Linked DNA regions of Mus musculus: all the other regions are linked to region 3. The links are chromatin loops, found by intact Hi-C in ENCODE. Cell type or tissue: heart. All regions are shown on one strand. Region 1 overlaps Gm13791 (a long non-coding RNA gene). Region 2 has its middle 8.4 kb from the start of Gm32627. Region 3 holds the start of Trp53i11 (transformation related protein 53 inducible protein 11).

Region 1 (5,000 bases), 280 kb before region 3:
TGTGCCCGATTTTTACATAAGTCCTAGGGATTTGAACTCCGGTCCTCACGTTTGTGAAGCAAATCCTTTACTCCCTAAGCCGTCTCCACTGTCTGGTTTGTTGACTGACACATCCCCAAACTGTCATAAGTCCCTGCTAAATGAGTGTGTATCGAACATGACTGTGTAGATTGGCAAGGGGATAAATGTCTGAGATGGGTCAGTATGAATTGTGCCTGTACACAAATCTGATTCCTGTCACCACATCTTAGAGGAGGGGTCCCAAGCCAGAGTGGCACAGGGTCCTCAGGGCTGGATCATAGGCTGATTCACATGGTTGGTGGCAGTCACATGATTCCGAGGAAGCCATCAGAAAGCACTCGGACAGCAGCTGCCAGCGTGGAGAACCCACACACACACACCTGCGCTCCCCCCTCCGCCCCTCCCCCAGCTGCTGAAGCAAGATTCCCAGGAGGCCATTGGATTCTACATAATTGGAACCTCTCAGGAGGACATTTTATCAGCATAACGTGGAGTCCAGAGACAAGGAACGCTGGCAAAGCTCTGAGAGCATTCCCCCTGGGAGAGGCTAGCTGGTTGCTGCAGTAAACCCTCCCCCAACCCCGTATACCCCATGTCCCCATCTGTAAAATGCCTCCCTACCCCCGCCCCTGTAAAATGAGGGCACAAACTACCATCAGGAGCCTCATACATACTTCAGAGAACCGAGCCATTGGTGCTTCGGAGAGGTGGGTGGGAGGTGACGAGGCTAGCCCAAGCGACTCTGCCCTCACTCTCCTCCACCAAAGCAGCCTGTCCTTTGTTTTCTACTCCACCCATCACTGTGACTAGACTCCCTCCTGCACCCAGAAAGCACCTGATTCACATTCTACAATGCTGTTTTAAAGGACAGAAATCATTCCAAGGCCAGTGCGCATCACGTGACGCGCATTAGGCTGAACCTCCGTGTCCACTGCATAGCCGCCTCACCATTTTCAGACACTGAGCTTAGCCTTTAGGACGGTTAAGGCTTCCCAGCTGCTTTCCCTGTGGGACTCAGGTTCACTGGGGCCACTTCCTTCTAGACAAAAGCACGACGCTGATCTCAGCCTGCCTGACCGCTGAACAGACACAAACCAGGGAGATCCGTGGCCCCCTCCACAAGTGGGAAGCAGTAGGGAAACCTACAAAAGTCTGTTCAGAGTCCGTCAGGGAATCAGTTATCCTGGACAGGGATGGCACAGGGGCTGTCAGTGACAGTTGGTGTCATTTTAGAAGGATGTAGTATGCCTGGCTCTGTTCGGGGCTGAGAACACACCAATGAACAGCACAGACCCGTTTTTCCCTGTCTTCCTAAGGCCTTATTTCCAGAGAATACTCAGCAAGATAAACAAGACAGATAAGCAGTGCGCTGTGGAAGATTAAATAGTGTAAGCTCAAACGCTTGAAAAAAAATACAGGAAAGAGGACCAGGAGGTGATGGGGCAAGAGATGGGGAGGATGAAGCAGAGAGATGGTGATTTCAGATGTATCAGGTCCTTGAAGACTGCTTAGAGGACACTAGGCTTGCAGCAGATGCAGAGAGGGAACAATTCCTATGATGGCCTCTAGGGGGAAGCATTTCCTCATTCAAGAAACAACTTCTGTCTAAAACTATTTCTAAAATAGGGGCGTCTTTGACACAGAACCTGAAGAACCCCTGGGGAGAGAATACTGATCTCTGATCTGGCAAACATGGGTTCCCACACTATAGGATCCAGCTGTGACATGCTTAGGACCTATGCACTGTGTGCATCGCACTTCAAAAATCAGTCACAATGACACCCACGCCCTAAGCTTTTATTTTAATCTGAATCACCGTTGCATTGTTTTGCCCCCACCCCCTCTAGCAAGAGCTGCCATTCTCCTCAGATTTCTCAGATTTTACGTAATGGGATTAGTACCGACAGAAAGCTCCGACAGGTAGGAAGAAGCACTTAATGACTGTCAGCCTCACCTCCGGAGCACACCCACGGAGCCTCCTTTGTGGTTCCTGGTCTGTCCCCTGTTCTACAGTAAAGGGAGAACAAGCAGATTTGCCTGGAGTCTGAGGGCAGAGTCCTAGAATGCTGGAATTTTCACCAGCCTGTTGTTTTTGTTACTATTATTTGTGCACACGAGTACAGTTGCCCAAAGAGGTATACCTGAGCTGGGTCTATGCTCCCCTCCCACATATATAGCAGATATACAGCTATCTGTGGTGGGGGAGCCTAGGTCCAGCTCAGGTATTGGATCTTCTCAGATCTGGAGTTACAGGCAATTGTAAACTACTTGATATGGGTACTGGGAAACAGAACTCAGATCCTCCGGAAGAGCAGTAAGGGCTCTTACCTGTTGGAGTATCTCTCCGACTTTTATGAATAACTCACCCTAATTCATTAGCAACTCTAAAGGCACCAATGACCCAGTGGATCTGGGCAAAGCACCCATCTTGGGTTCCATCAAACAAATGCTCCAGACTTCTCGTTTGTTGGTTGACTTCTCAATTAATTAAAACATGTGGGGTTATGTTGTGTTGGGTTTTTTTTTTTTCATTAACTATTTTATTGATTCTCTTTACATCCTAATCACGGTCCCCCTCCTCCCAGTCCCTCCTCACTCAGTCCCCCTTCCCCTTCTCCTCTGAGAAGGGGAGGACCCCTTGGGTATCACCCCACCCTGGCACATCAAGTCACTGCAGGACTAGGCTCATCCTCTCACTGAGGCCAGACAAGGCAGCCAGTTATGGGAACCCGATCCACAGACCCTGTTGTCTAACAGATTTAGGGACAGTCCCTGCTCTAGAAGACCAAGTTGTATATCTGCTATATATGGAGGGGAGGGCTAGGTCCAGCTCAGGTATGCTTTTTGGTTGATAGTTCAGTCTCTGGGAGCCCCCAAATGTCCAGGTTAATTGACTCTGTTGATCTTTCCATGGAGTTCCTGTCCCCTCTGGGTCCCTCCATCCTTTCCCCAACTCTTCCACGAGACTCCCAGAGCTCCTTCTGATGTTTGGCTGTAGGTCTTTGCATTTGTTTCAGTCGGCTGCTGGGTGGAACCTCTCTGAGGACAGTTATTCTAGACTCCTGTCTGCAAGCATTACAGAGTATCATTAACAGTGAGTGTCAGGGGTTGCTTCTTGCCCATAGGATGGGTCTCAAGTTAGGCCAGTCATCAGCTGGCCAGTCCCTCAGTCTCTGCTCCATCTTTGTCCCTGCATGTCTTGTAAGCAGGATTTTGGGTCCAAGGTTTTGTGGGTAGTTTGGTGTCCTCATCCTTTGGGGTCCTGCCTGACTACAGGAGGTGGCTACTTCAGGTTCCATATCCACCACTGCTAGGAGTCTCAGCTAGAGTCACCCCCACAGACTCCCGGCAGTCTCCCCCATCCCAGGTCTCTGGGTCCTAGAGATAATCTCCTCCCTGCTCAGTTCCCACCTCCATCTGCCTCCAATGACTGTTTCATTTCCCTTCTGGGTGAAATCCAGGCATCCTTGCTTTGGCCTGCCTTGTTATTTCAGTATCCTGTACTTAAAAGCTAGTATCCACTTATCAGTGAGTGCAAACCATGCATGTCCTTGGATGATATTTGCTAGTTACATCTATTTGTCTGAAAATTTCATGCTGTCCTAGTTTTTTAATAGCTGAGTATTTCATTGTGTAAATGTACCACATTGTCTGTATCTGTTCTTCAGTTAAAGGACATCTGGGTTGTTAACAGTTTTTGGCTATTACAAAGGAAGCCGCTATGAACATAGTGGAGCATGTATCCCTGTGGTATGGTGGGGCATCTTTTGGGTATATGCCCATGAGTGGTATACCTAGGTATTCAGGTAGAAATATTTCCAATTTTCTGAGAAACTGCCAGATTGACTTCCATAGGGGTTGTACAAGTAAAACATGTGTTTTGATAATGATATCAACAGATATTAAAAGGTCTGGATATGAAATCAGCTATCCCTAGGTAGGTGAGAGACAGGGGTAAGGGGAGAAAGGTGATGTCAATTAGAGTGTGGGCTGTGGGCTATGAGCATCATCGAACAGACTGAGGCATCGGGTGGGGCCATAGCCATGTGGAGCTAGGACTAAGCTAGAAAGCCGGACCAGTGGAGGCCAGTTCTGGGAAGCGATGCTGTTCACTTCCACAATGCTGGGATCCAAAAGATCTTGTGCATTTGTTTGTAAGGCTTCCCCTGGTCAGTAAGAAAAATAATCAAAGGCATTAATCATGCAACTTAAAGACTCTGCTCTGGGTTACTTAACAATACAGAGTATTCGGAGCTGGAGAGATGGCTCAGTGGTTATAGCACCGGCTACTCTTGCAGAGGACCCAGGTTTGGTGTCCTGCATCCCCATAGTTTCTCACAGCTGCCTTATTCCAGGGGTTCTGATGCCCTCTTCTGACCTCTACAGGGACCAGGCACACAAGTGGCAAACAGACATACAGAAAGTAAAATAAAAGATACACAATTTTTAAAAAGGGAGGGGGTGTGTTGCCTGTCTTAACATGAACCCAAGAATGATAGGATATCAATCATCTCTTTGTTTATGTCAGTTAGCTCTTGGTATGTAACATATACTCCCAAACTGAACAGCTTATTACTTAATGGAACTCTGAGTTCTGCGGGTGGCACTTGGCTGGGCTCAGTGGGGAGGTTCCTCTAGCCTCTGCTTGGCTCAGTCATGTGTTGATGTGTGTGACCAGTCACCCACCCAGGCAGCTTTGCTTCAGGGGTGGGCCTGCTGCAGTTGGGGTCATAGGAATAAGCAGCTCGCTTGAACTGTCATTGTCCTTTGAGATCTACTGGGCTTCTTCACTGGGGTAGGATTCAGTGATGGACTGTGGAAGCTCCCAGGGTGCCTTGGGAACTACATTTAAGTTAATAAGAGATGTTAAAGATGAAAAGGAAATTAATTTGAAATTTCTAGAGGCTGTGCCAGAGCTAAATCCTGAGAAATGTAATTTTCAATTCCTTCCTCTCACTTTGCCTTCCCTGACCATACCT
Region 2 (5,000 bases), 51 kb before region 3:
CCTTGTTGGAATCAGATCTGCCCTAGGAAAAATTGAGATTCAAGCTTTATTCTGGTTTTCTCCAGCTCCTGCAATCCCATTTTTCATTTTCAGTTTTTACCATGTCCCCCAGTGCTGACTCAAGGCACTCCAGTCTCCAACCCGCGCCTGGCTCTTCCTTCTGTCTTTACCTTCTCAGTGTCTACTCTTACCCCGTGTTCGCTGTCACGTATGACACATTTCCATTTCAGACTGCGCCTGCCTGAGTTGCAGTTCTCAGTAGGGGACCTCTCCTTTTCTTCCCTCTGACCTCCCTTCCTCTGTCCTCTCTTTTGAGATTTGGGTGAGATGATTAGCCTTTGCTGTGGTGACCACTGTTTATTTTATTTTTGTTTGCGGTACTTCTCTGCTCTCGGACCGTTCATTTTCTAACCTCAAACTTCCCCAGTTGGCTCAAACTGGTCTTGGTATTTTAATTCATACCAGCCTTTCTCCAGTTCACCATCATAAGAGACATCCTCTTGAGACCTGCCTGAACTTGTAGGCAGATGACCTCATTGTGTGAGGAACCTTCTGCCAGCCCCTAGCTGCATGTCCTGTTTCCCTGATCCATAGATATATTTATGGTTCACTCTCTCATTCGAGTGGAGGGCATCCTCCAGTAGTTGTTTTTTTCTTTTTTTTTTTTTTAAAGGCAGCTGGAGGCAAATTTCTTGATATTTTGAATGTCTAGAGGTATATTCTCTCTCTCTCTCTCTCTCTCTCTCTCTCTCTCTCTCTCTCTCTCTCTCTCTCTGTGCTGTTGGTTCCTCTGGGACCTTAAGGACAGTTTTCAGTCGTGTTGTCATTCATAAGCCTGCTGCTGAGAAGCTCGAAGCTGCCCTGAGGCTCTCTTTAACTCTTTGGATGACAACATCCTCCATGCATCACAAGCACTACCATGCATTCCATGTGCCCCAAGCCTCTCTGCTGCTGCTCTGTGGTGGGAACCTGCCTTCACTGCCCTTGCCGAACCTTTCTAGGGTCCTTTCAGCCATAAGAGCCACATCTTTCCCTTGAGAAGTTCTCCTTGACTATTTTACTGACATTTCTTCCCCACATCCCCCATCATTTTTCATAGCATCCTTGTCTACTATGAGCTTTCTTTGTAGGGTTTGGGGAATTATGACCTATCGATGATCATATGGTGATCTCAAGTGTGCCCTGTCTACCTTCCTGGTTCTGTCCACCTCTAGGACTTCATATTTGTGTCACCCAGGGCCCTTCACCATCCTCTGGTCACCTGGCAGCTACCCCAAAGGGTGGTAAAGCCAGAGCCAAGCGTGGTAGCAGTGTGGTGTCCTTAGCTCTGTCTTCTTGATAATTGTTCCTGAAAGGATGCATACTTGCCCTGGAGGGAAGGCAGCTGATGCCAGCCTCCTATGCTAGACCACAGGTTCACTCTGCCTCCCTCCATCTCTCCTTATGCCTGGAGACCTTTAAGGTTACACCAGAGGTTAACTTAGAATTGGGAGTGGGCTGCATCTCATGGGCTGGGTTTCATACTGAATAAAAAGGAGGAAGAGGGCTAAGAACATGCATCTTTCTCTGCTTCTAGGCTACATGGGGTGACTAACCACCCCATGTCCAGCTACAGTGACTTCCCCAACAAGGTCGGACTGTTCCTTTGAACTGTGAGCCAAAATCGCCCCTTCCTTCTCGAGGTTGCCTTCCTCGGGCATTTGCCACTGCAATAAGGAAAGTGGTTAATATAGTCGCCTGCCAGAAAAGACTCTGCAGTGTCAGAGCACTAATCTGTATTGTAATTATATTCTTCTACACTTATCTTACTAATAACTGTCTACTGATAGTGCTGCCGAGTCTTGTATTTCTGGAGATGATGTACAGAGAGGTACAAGATACAGCCACAGAAAAACTGAAATAATTTAAAAAGCAGCCTTCAGTTTTATGCTGGATGCATACATGAGGTCAGAAGGCAACCTGCAAGGGTTGGTTCTCTCCTTCTAAGCTGTGGGTCCCAGGGGTAGAGCCCAAACTGTCAGGCTTGATGGCAGGCCCCTTCACACACCGACTCATCCTGTCTGCCCCAAACCACACTTTCAATGTGCTAATCAAAAACAGTAGGATCAAAAGGCCTCAGAGCTCTGAAAGGAAGCCAGAGCTGGAAAGGTCTCTGGTCTAGGGAGGGGCTGCCTTGCAAGGTCAACGGGAAATCACTTTAGCCTTGAGTGGAGTGCGATAGGCAGGGCAAACTAGAGTTTGGAAGACAGGAAGTCAGGGAAGCCAGCAGTGTGGAGATGCTCTGACGCAGGAGGAGGTAGTGTTGTCGTTCAACTTCCCACCGGCCCCACCTAAGGTCTCCTAGAAGGCAGAGATGTTAGAAACAGATGGAAATGAAGAAGGCCATGATGGTCTCACACATTCTCATACTGACTGTCTTGCTGAAGCGGCTGACCTTAGATAATAATAAAACCGATCTGAAACTGGAGCTCAAGACTGACAAGAGAAGACAGAGGCTGCCAAGGGAAGCTGATTACAGGTCATTTCAGCTCTCAATTCCAGCTGTACTGCACGTGAAGAGAAACACAGCACCCAGCTTCTCTATCTGCCTACCAGGCAGCGGGAGGGTCAGAGTCTATAGCAAACAAAGCACAAAATAAAGGGGAAGCTGTAGTATTTCCACCGCATTTTTTCCATACACACACTCAAAAATATAATGGAAGGAGACAGTAGAAGACCCCAGAAGCCAACTGAGAAAATGTGACTCATGACTAAGAGCTAATGCAGATAATGGGAGCAGACATGAAGCCTTCTCTGTGTATGAATATTTACGAGGAGAACTTAGAGGACAAAAATAGATGGTGTGTGTGCAGAAGTGGTGTTTCAGGGTTATCAAGGGAAACCTTGAAAAGTAACAAAATGACAGTTCTAGAAATAAAAATTAAAATCTCGGAACTGAAAACATGGCAGGTGAGCAGCAAATTCAACTTGGGATAAAGGGGATGGGTAGGGCAGAAGATGGATGGAAGGAAATCAGCCCAGAACAGGGGCAGAGCCTGGGGGGGGGGGGGAACAGAACAAGCATTAGCCACCAGGTTTTGACATTAGCTGGTTTTCAAGCATCCAGTTGGAATCCCTGCAAGAACACCCTATAGGCACAGTGTAACCCATAGTAAGGCTCATGACACTAGAATTGGCTTTCTTTTAAAGCAATGATAAATAGCTCCATCTTTAATATCTTCTTTAAAAAGCCATACAGGAATGACTGCTGATTGATAGTTGGAAACTATAAAAATCAATAAGCAATTGAAAGTAGCTTTGAGGGGAGGCCAGAGACGGAGCGCTGACCCAGGCTTGAGCTTGCCAGGCAAGCACTTTTTCACGGAGCTTACCCAAGTGTTTGCTTTTATGTTTTGAGATAAGATCTTCATGTAGTATAGTCTGGCCTGGAACATGCAATCCTTGGCATCCAGAGTGCTGGAATTACAGGTGTGTGCCATCAGGCCCAGCTGGAAAGTAGCTTTTAGATGCTGATAGAAACCAAACTTACTCACCTAGGATTTTAGATTCAGCGAAATTATGTTTTAAAATGAAAGTGGGGACCAGTGAGATGGCTCAGTAGGTAGAATGGTTGCCACACAGCATGAGGACCTGATTTCAGAGCTGCAGCAGCCATGTTAAAGATGGGTGGTTTTTTGGTGTACCTATAGCTACTGTGCTAGAGGGACAGAGATAGGCAGTGTCCTGGAGCCACCTGGACAGTCAGTCTGACTGATTTGACATGCTCCAAATTCAGTGAGAGACCCTGTCACAAAAATGTGGAAAATGATTGACAAAGCCACCTGATACACTAGTCAGGATTCTTTAGAGAAATATAACTGAGATATGAATACACACACACACACACACACACATGTATATATATCCTCCATCGCCAGTCTGATTAGAATAACAATGGATGTCTCCAAACAGAAAGTCCTGTAATTGTTTCAGTCACAAGATTGGATGTCTCAGATGGTCTTCAGTATACATTAGAATCCTAAAGAAGTAGGATCTAGTCCCAATGAAGGAATGAACTTGCCAGCAAGAGTGAAGACAAGCAGGCAAAAGGCAAATTCTTCTTTTTTTCCGTGTTCTATATAGGTTACCACCAGAAGGTGTATCCCAGGTTTAGGGTGATCTTGTGGCCTTGAATGATCCAGTCAAGGGAAAAAAAAACTCTCATAGGCCCAACTGTTTGACCTTTAGTTAATTCCAGATATAGTCAAAGTGACAACCAAGAATAGCTACCACACCTGACTCCACTGTCTTAGGGTTTCTATTGCTGTGAAGAGACATCATGACTACAGCAACTCTTCTAAAGGAAAAACACTTATTTAGGGCTGTCTTACAGGTTCAGAAGTTTAGTCCATTATCATCATGGTAGGAAGCATGGCAGCACATAGGCAGACATGATGTTGGAGAAGGAGCAAGAATTCTACATGTGAATGGACAGGCAGCAAGAAGAGAAAGACACTTGGCTTGGCTTAAGAATTTGAAACCCTAAAGCCCACCCCAGTGACACACTTCCTCCAACAAGGCCATACCTACTCCAACAAAGATACTCCACCTAACCTTTGTGATAGCATTGAAAATGTAAACGAGGAAAATACCTAATTAAAAAAAAAGAGAGAATGGGAAAAAAAAAGATACTCCACCTAATAACCCCTGTCAAACAAAACTTCTACTCCCTAATGACCGAGAAGTCAAATATATGAGCCTATGGGGCCATTCCCATTCAAACACACAGAGCTTTTACCTCCACATTTGACCTACGTGTGCACACATGCACATACACACTCCACACAATGATTAAGCAATCCAAAATAAAGACACTTTAAAATGATCCCAGTTGGAGAGGACTCCACAGCAGCAGGACTGCAGAATGAGGATGTCAGGGTGAAGGAGAAAAGATGCTGGTGGTCTACAGGGAGAAATGAAGAACACCAAAGCCATCTGTGAACGATGGGAAAGACTGTCTC
Region 3 (5,000 bases):
TCGCCTTACTGGCTTCTCGAAAGCTCCAAGGAGCAGTGATAACTGCATGTCCATTTCCTTCCCAGATGCAACAGAGGGTCACTAGGACAGGGGGTTTGGAGAGGCCTTTACCATCACAGTTCACGTCGGCTAACTATGCGTGTTGCTTCATGTTACTATGTGCCTGACCAGGTAAGCTCGCCTGCAGCCGATGAAAGGATGAGGTAACTTAGAAACATGTTTGAACAAAGGACTCAGCACATATTTTCTCTTACTCTGCCAGGCACCTCTGGGAAGGATGCATGCCCCCATGCTGTCTCCATTTATTGGTTGAAGAAATACAAGGACTAAATGGTGGCCTTAAGAATGATCTTAAACAAATGCAGAGTTTTGGAGAATGTATGCACAGAGGTGGGCACACTAGGGGAGTGGATGGGGAGATGGTTGGATAGTCTCTTGTCCCTCAGTACTGTTTTTTCCAATTAGCTGTAGTGAGCGCTCTGTGTCTATCAGCATGCAAGCAGAAGCCAGAGAGAGGGGTGAGGTTTACCAGAGGGCTCTGTACTTGGCATTGCCGTCGTGGATATCCTCTGAGCTCTGTGTTCTTTCAGTCTCCCAGCCTGTCAGCCTTGATTGTGAGCAGTTTCCCTTCTGTTAGAGATCATGGGTACATATCTGTCCTCCCAACAGGGTGGGAGTCAGGGATGCCTTTCTGTCAACTCCAAGGCCCCAGGACTCAGCACTTTACCTAGCACACATCTGGATAGCTATACCTTCTGTGATGGTTTGTATATGCTTGGCCTAGGGAGTGGCACTATTAGGAGGTGTGACCTTGTTGGAATAGGTGTGTTCCTGTTGATGTGGCTTAAGGCCCTCACCCTAGCTGCCTGGAAGCCAGTATTCTGCTAGCAGCCTTCAGATGAAGATGTAGAACTCTCAGCTCCTCCTGCATCATGCCTGCCTGGATGCTGCCATTTTCCCACCTTGATGATACTGAACCTGTAAGCCAGTCCCAGTTAAATGTTGTCCTTATAAGAGTTGCCTTGATCATAGTGTCTGTTCACAGCAGTTAAACCCTAACTAAGACACTTTCTTTGCAAAGCATATGGGGCTCTCACTTCCTGATAAGACAGGCATGGAATCTCCAGAACACAGATGCCCAGAGCTTATAGCTCTGTCTACACCGAGCATCACTGAAAGTGTAAGTCCTAACACTGGTGACCCTGTTTGGTTCCACTTGCTTGCTGCTAATGAAAGTGAGATCATTACTTCTAACATAGCCTCTTCTTTGAGAAACCTTGGGCCATTGCCATTAGGCACTGCTTCTGGAATTCTGCCTTCAGGTCCTGCTTCTGGTAGAACACTGGGAGGTGTTTCTAAGCTGGGAGGTGCTCAGGGATGACACTGTTCCAGTGACACAGCCCAGAGCCCTGCATGCCAATAGTGCAACAAAGAATCCATTATCCCATCACTGTCCTGAGGTGAGACTCTGAAGCAAGCCACAATGAAGCTCCTGGTCAGGGACAGGTGGCTTGGATGTGCACTTCACTCCACACACCTCCAGGCAGGCCTGATCCAGAGCTACAGACATGACGGCTGAGTGATTCATTCATTACTGGTCATCACTAGCCAGGTGTTCAGCAAAAGCGGGTGGCACTGTGGGAAGGGAGTTTAGTTGCCTTGGTAATCAGGAGGCTAACAGCCACTGAGAGCTGACTTGCTATGCACCAGACACTCTTCTGTTTACTTCCTTGCAAAGGGCACAGCCCCTCCTGTCCAGCCCCAGCCACTGGGAGGGCCATGGAGCCTACCTGGTATGTTAGCACCTCACACATGATCAGGTTTGGTTAACATGGCCTGCAGCTGTAACTGGAATCTCAGCAACAGCCACAAGGTACTTCCTGCTATAAGGTCACACCCCTTTGTAGGTAAGGAGGCAAGACTTGGAGAGGTTAGGAAACTTGCTTGCCTAGGGCTAAGCTAAACAACAGAGCCAGGATTTGAACCCAGGTATTCTAGTTCTGTAGCCTGGAGCAGAAAAGCAAAACTTAACTCTGGAGCCAGAGGCACACCTAGTTGAGTTATAGTGAGGGGCAGCTACTCTCCATCTCTGCCCCAGTTCTTTACCTTCAACCTTGCTTCTCTCAGTCCCCACCCTCCCTCAAGCCTTTACTATATCAGTCCAGAAGACAAGATCCAGAGGTTTCTTTCAGCAGGAAGCAGGGCCCTGGGCAAAAATCAACTGCTATAAAGGGTTTCTCAGGGAGTCCAGAGCCAGGCATGGGACAGGTTGTAGGTGCTGGTCTTTTTAGTTTGAGAGACTTCTCAAGACTCACCTGGGACTCTCTCTTGGCATGAGCTGTTTGCTTCCACCAACAAATACTCTGAAGCCACAGATAAGATCCAACCTTGCCACACGCAGCACATAGCACAGCAACTGCAGTAGAAGTCTCAGCGGGTAAGAGTTCTTGTCATTTGGGATTCACACCAAACTGGGGAGATGGGTGACCTGGGTGACAGAACACTCATTCACCAATTATCTTAAGGCCTTGGCTATGTATTAATGACTCGAAGTTTTGTGAACTGGGACTAGTCCTATTGGACTGCTGGGAACGCTAAGGTTTTATTTTTGAAAGTGGTTTAGCAAACGATGAATTGTAAATTGCTTTTAACCGTGTTGTTTCACCCGTGGGGGACCCTAACAGTCATAGCAGGTGCCTTCCTTCCACCCTAGACACCGGCCTAGGCCTGAGAATGGATGTTTCATAAACCCGTAGGGGTATGTTTGCAGTCCGGGAGAAAGGGGCGCTGTCTTCAGAACTTCCGAGAAAGTCCTGGGTGGCACAGCGGCAGGTTGTCCCCGTCCGGGGATCCCCCTAGCCAAGCGAGGGTGCGCCCTCCGCAGGCGGCTCCCGGTAGGCCCTCCGTTTCAGCTCTGGGTCTCCCCCCCAACCCCTCTGTGCCCGCCCCGGCCACCTCGGGGGCGAGGCAGCCCAGCGCGTGGGAGGGGACGGCGCGCCATTGGCTTGTGCGCGGCACTAGAGGAGGGACCAGTGCGGGCCGCCAGACTCGGGCGAGCCCAGCAGCGCCAGGAGTCCAGCTTGCCCTGCCCTGCCCTGCCCTGCCTGCCTAGCGCGGCGCCGCGATGTGAGACTCCCCGGGCCGGAGCGTCCGCAGGGCACGCCAGCTCCGCGAGCGCAGCACCCCGCGCGCCAGGAACGTAAGTCTGCTGCCGGCAGCCGCTAGCCTCACACTTCACCGCCGTTGCCACCGCGCTGGCCGCTGCCTGCGCAGCGCAGCCCGGGGACGCCGGGGGGCCTTAGGGACCGCTGGGGGCATCGAGCACCCTGCGAACGACAGCCGGGCGCCAGGACAGCTTGGCACTTGCGGGGCGGCGGGCGCCCGAGACCCCCGCTGAGCTCCTACTGGCACTGTCCTCTGTCCTTTTCGTTTGTCCCCTTGCACTGACTCGGTTTCCCTTTCTCCCCCAGCTCTCTTCTCCGCCACCTCCTTCCCCAGGGGCTGTTTATTTCGCTCTCGGCCTCCTCCAGGGCTTTATCTCTTTGATTCGGAGCTAGTGAGAGCGGAGAGTAAAGCAGTTTCTTTTATCCCGGGGTCTCTGTCTTCAGCGCTTGGTTCTCGGTCCCCTCCCCCTTTCTCGCCACCGCCCCCCCTCCTCCCGCCTTTGTTTCCCGGCGGGAGGATTGCGCGGTGTAAACTTGCGAGTTTCCGGGTCCTCGCCCCCACGGGTACGCGGGCGGAGAAGGTGGAGGGGTTCCCGCTGTCCAGTGGTCTGGCCGGACCTTTTGTGTGGGTGCCGGGGACTGGAGGAGTCGCGGACTCTCGCTTCACAAAGTGGGGGAGTGTCCTCGGCGCGGAGATGAAGATAGATCAGAGGGGGAAGGGGCAAAGCCGGCGACACTCCTGAGTCCCTGCTGGAGAGGAGCGGGCAGAAAAGTGTTTGGGCCTGACCCCAGTCGGGGGTGGTGGTGTCAGGAGGGTATTGCAGGTGGACCCGGGCGACTCTCTCTCCCAAACCGCGCAGACAGCTGTAAAGTGTAGCGCCATTGCCTGGCGCAGGATGGATTGGGGTCCCGTGTAGTGCGCAGAAAATATTACGCGCACCATCCTCGGGGCACAGCGAGGCCAGCCGCTCGCTTCGGCTCCCCTTTCGTCGCCTTCTTGCATCCTGGATGGAGCGGGCTTCTCCTCCTGCCTGTGAGGTGGAGGAGCAGGGATAGGCCCAGGACCCACTCCCACTTTGACCCAAAGCTTTACAAGCACACGGCCAAGGCCTCCTCAAAGTCCCCCAGCACGGACTTCCTGTTTCGTTTCTTTTAGAAAAACTTTCTGGATGGGGCCTGGAGAGAGTGTAGAAGTCCCTGGGTTGCAGGGACACCCACCCAGCTGTGTCTCCCGTCTGGAGGCTCCTGGAGAAAGGCCGCCACCTGCCGCCGGCGGGATTGGTGGGCTCCTGGAAGAATCCGGAAGAACACCACCCGCCCCTTAGTGGCAGCCTCTGGCTCAGTCCGAGGCTAAAAAAAATACTATTTTCCTGTAGGATCTTTGGAAAGTCAGAATATACTTCGGGTTTCTGTTGTCACCTTCGTACAGACAGAGCGCTCTCCTAGAGTCCCCTCTGGCCTTCGTGTCTTAGGTGCCCTCTGCCTTAGCTTCTCTTCTTCTGGACTCTCAGGTATGTCTGCCTTCACTTGCTGTTCCTGGCTTTGATTTTTCTGGGTCCAGGACCTCTGCCGCTCCTATCACCTCAACTCACAGCCTGGACTTGTGACAGCCCCCTCTGCTGGAGACAGAGGCTGCCGGCTAGGGGCAGGGTCTTCACGAATTATTCTTGGCTTTTCTGTGTGTTCACTTACTGCTCCAAGTATCAGTGAGTGAGCCACAGAAGAGTGATGTCGCAGTGGCCAGCACGGGTCCCACAGGTCCCTGCACACCTGTGGAAGCTGTCAAGACTCTAGATAGTGCTGTGTCTTAAGCAAGATCAGATAAATAAATAATAC

The links. Hi-C counts contacts between places; a loop is a spot of excess contacts. Peaks named below come from ENCODE experiments on the same cell type or tissue, not always from the same donor. Only the 100,000 strongest peaks of a DNase experiment are listed, where the experiment ranks them.
Region 1: a loop joins it to region 3, with 6 times the contacts of the local background. A loop is called at or near these places in 21 of 42 quality-filtered maps.
Region 2: it touches region 3 in a loop (2.8-fold over the local background); 13 of 42 quality-filtered maps call a loop at or near these places.

The regions. Positions count from the first base shown.
Region 1 is chr2:92,902,933-92,907,932 of GRCm38, forward strand. The region is part of intron 2 of Gm13791 (a long non-coding RNA gene); the gene reads right to left. Among named protein-coding and RNA genes, the nearest start is that of Syt13, 9.7 kb to the right of the region's middle. In heart, no CTCF peak of the experiment used is centred here; no DNase peak of the experiment used is centred here; H3K27me3 peaks cover 2,173 bases.
Region 2 is chr2:93,133,280-93,138,279 of GRCm38, forward strand. No RefSeq gene overlaps it. Among named protein-coding and RNA genes, the nearest start is that of Gm32627, 8.4 kb to the right of the region's middle. In heart, no CTCF peak of the experiment used is centred here; a DNase peak (open chromatin) is centred at 2,242.
Region 3 is chr2:93,184,549-93,189,548 of GRCm38, forward strand. It overlaps Trp53i11 (transformation related protein 53 inducible protein 11), which reads left to right and starts at 3,000. Exons shown (of 8, transcript NM_001025246.2): 1 at 3,000-3,199. It overlaps Gm32683 (a long non-coding RNA gene), which reads left to right. Exons shown (of 3, transcript XR_374797.3): 2 at 66-171; 3 at 263-366. In heart, CTCF peaks have their summits at 2,892 (motif pointing left), 4,483 and 4,683; DNase peaks (open chromatin) are centred at 2,983, 3,693 and 4,413; H3K4me3 peaks cover 2,399 bases; H3K27ac peaks cover 1,631 bases; H3K27me3 peaks cover 1,349 bases.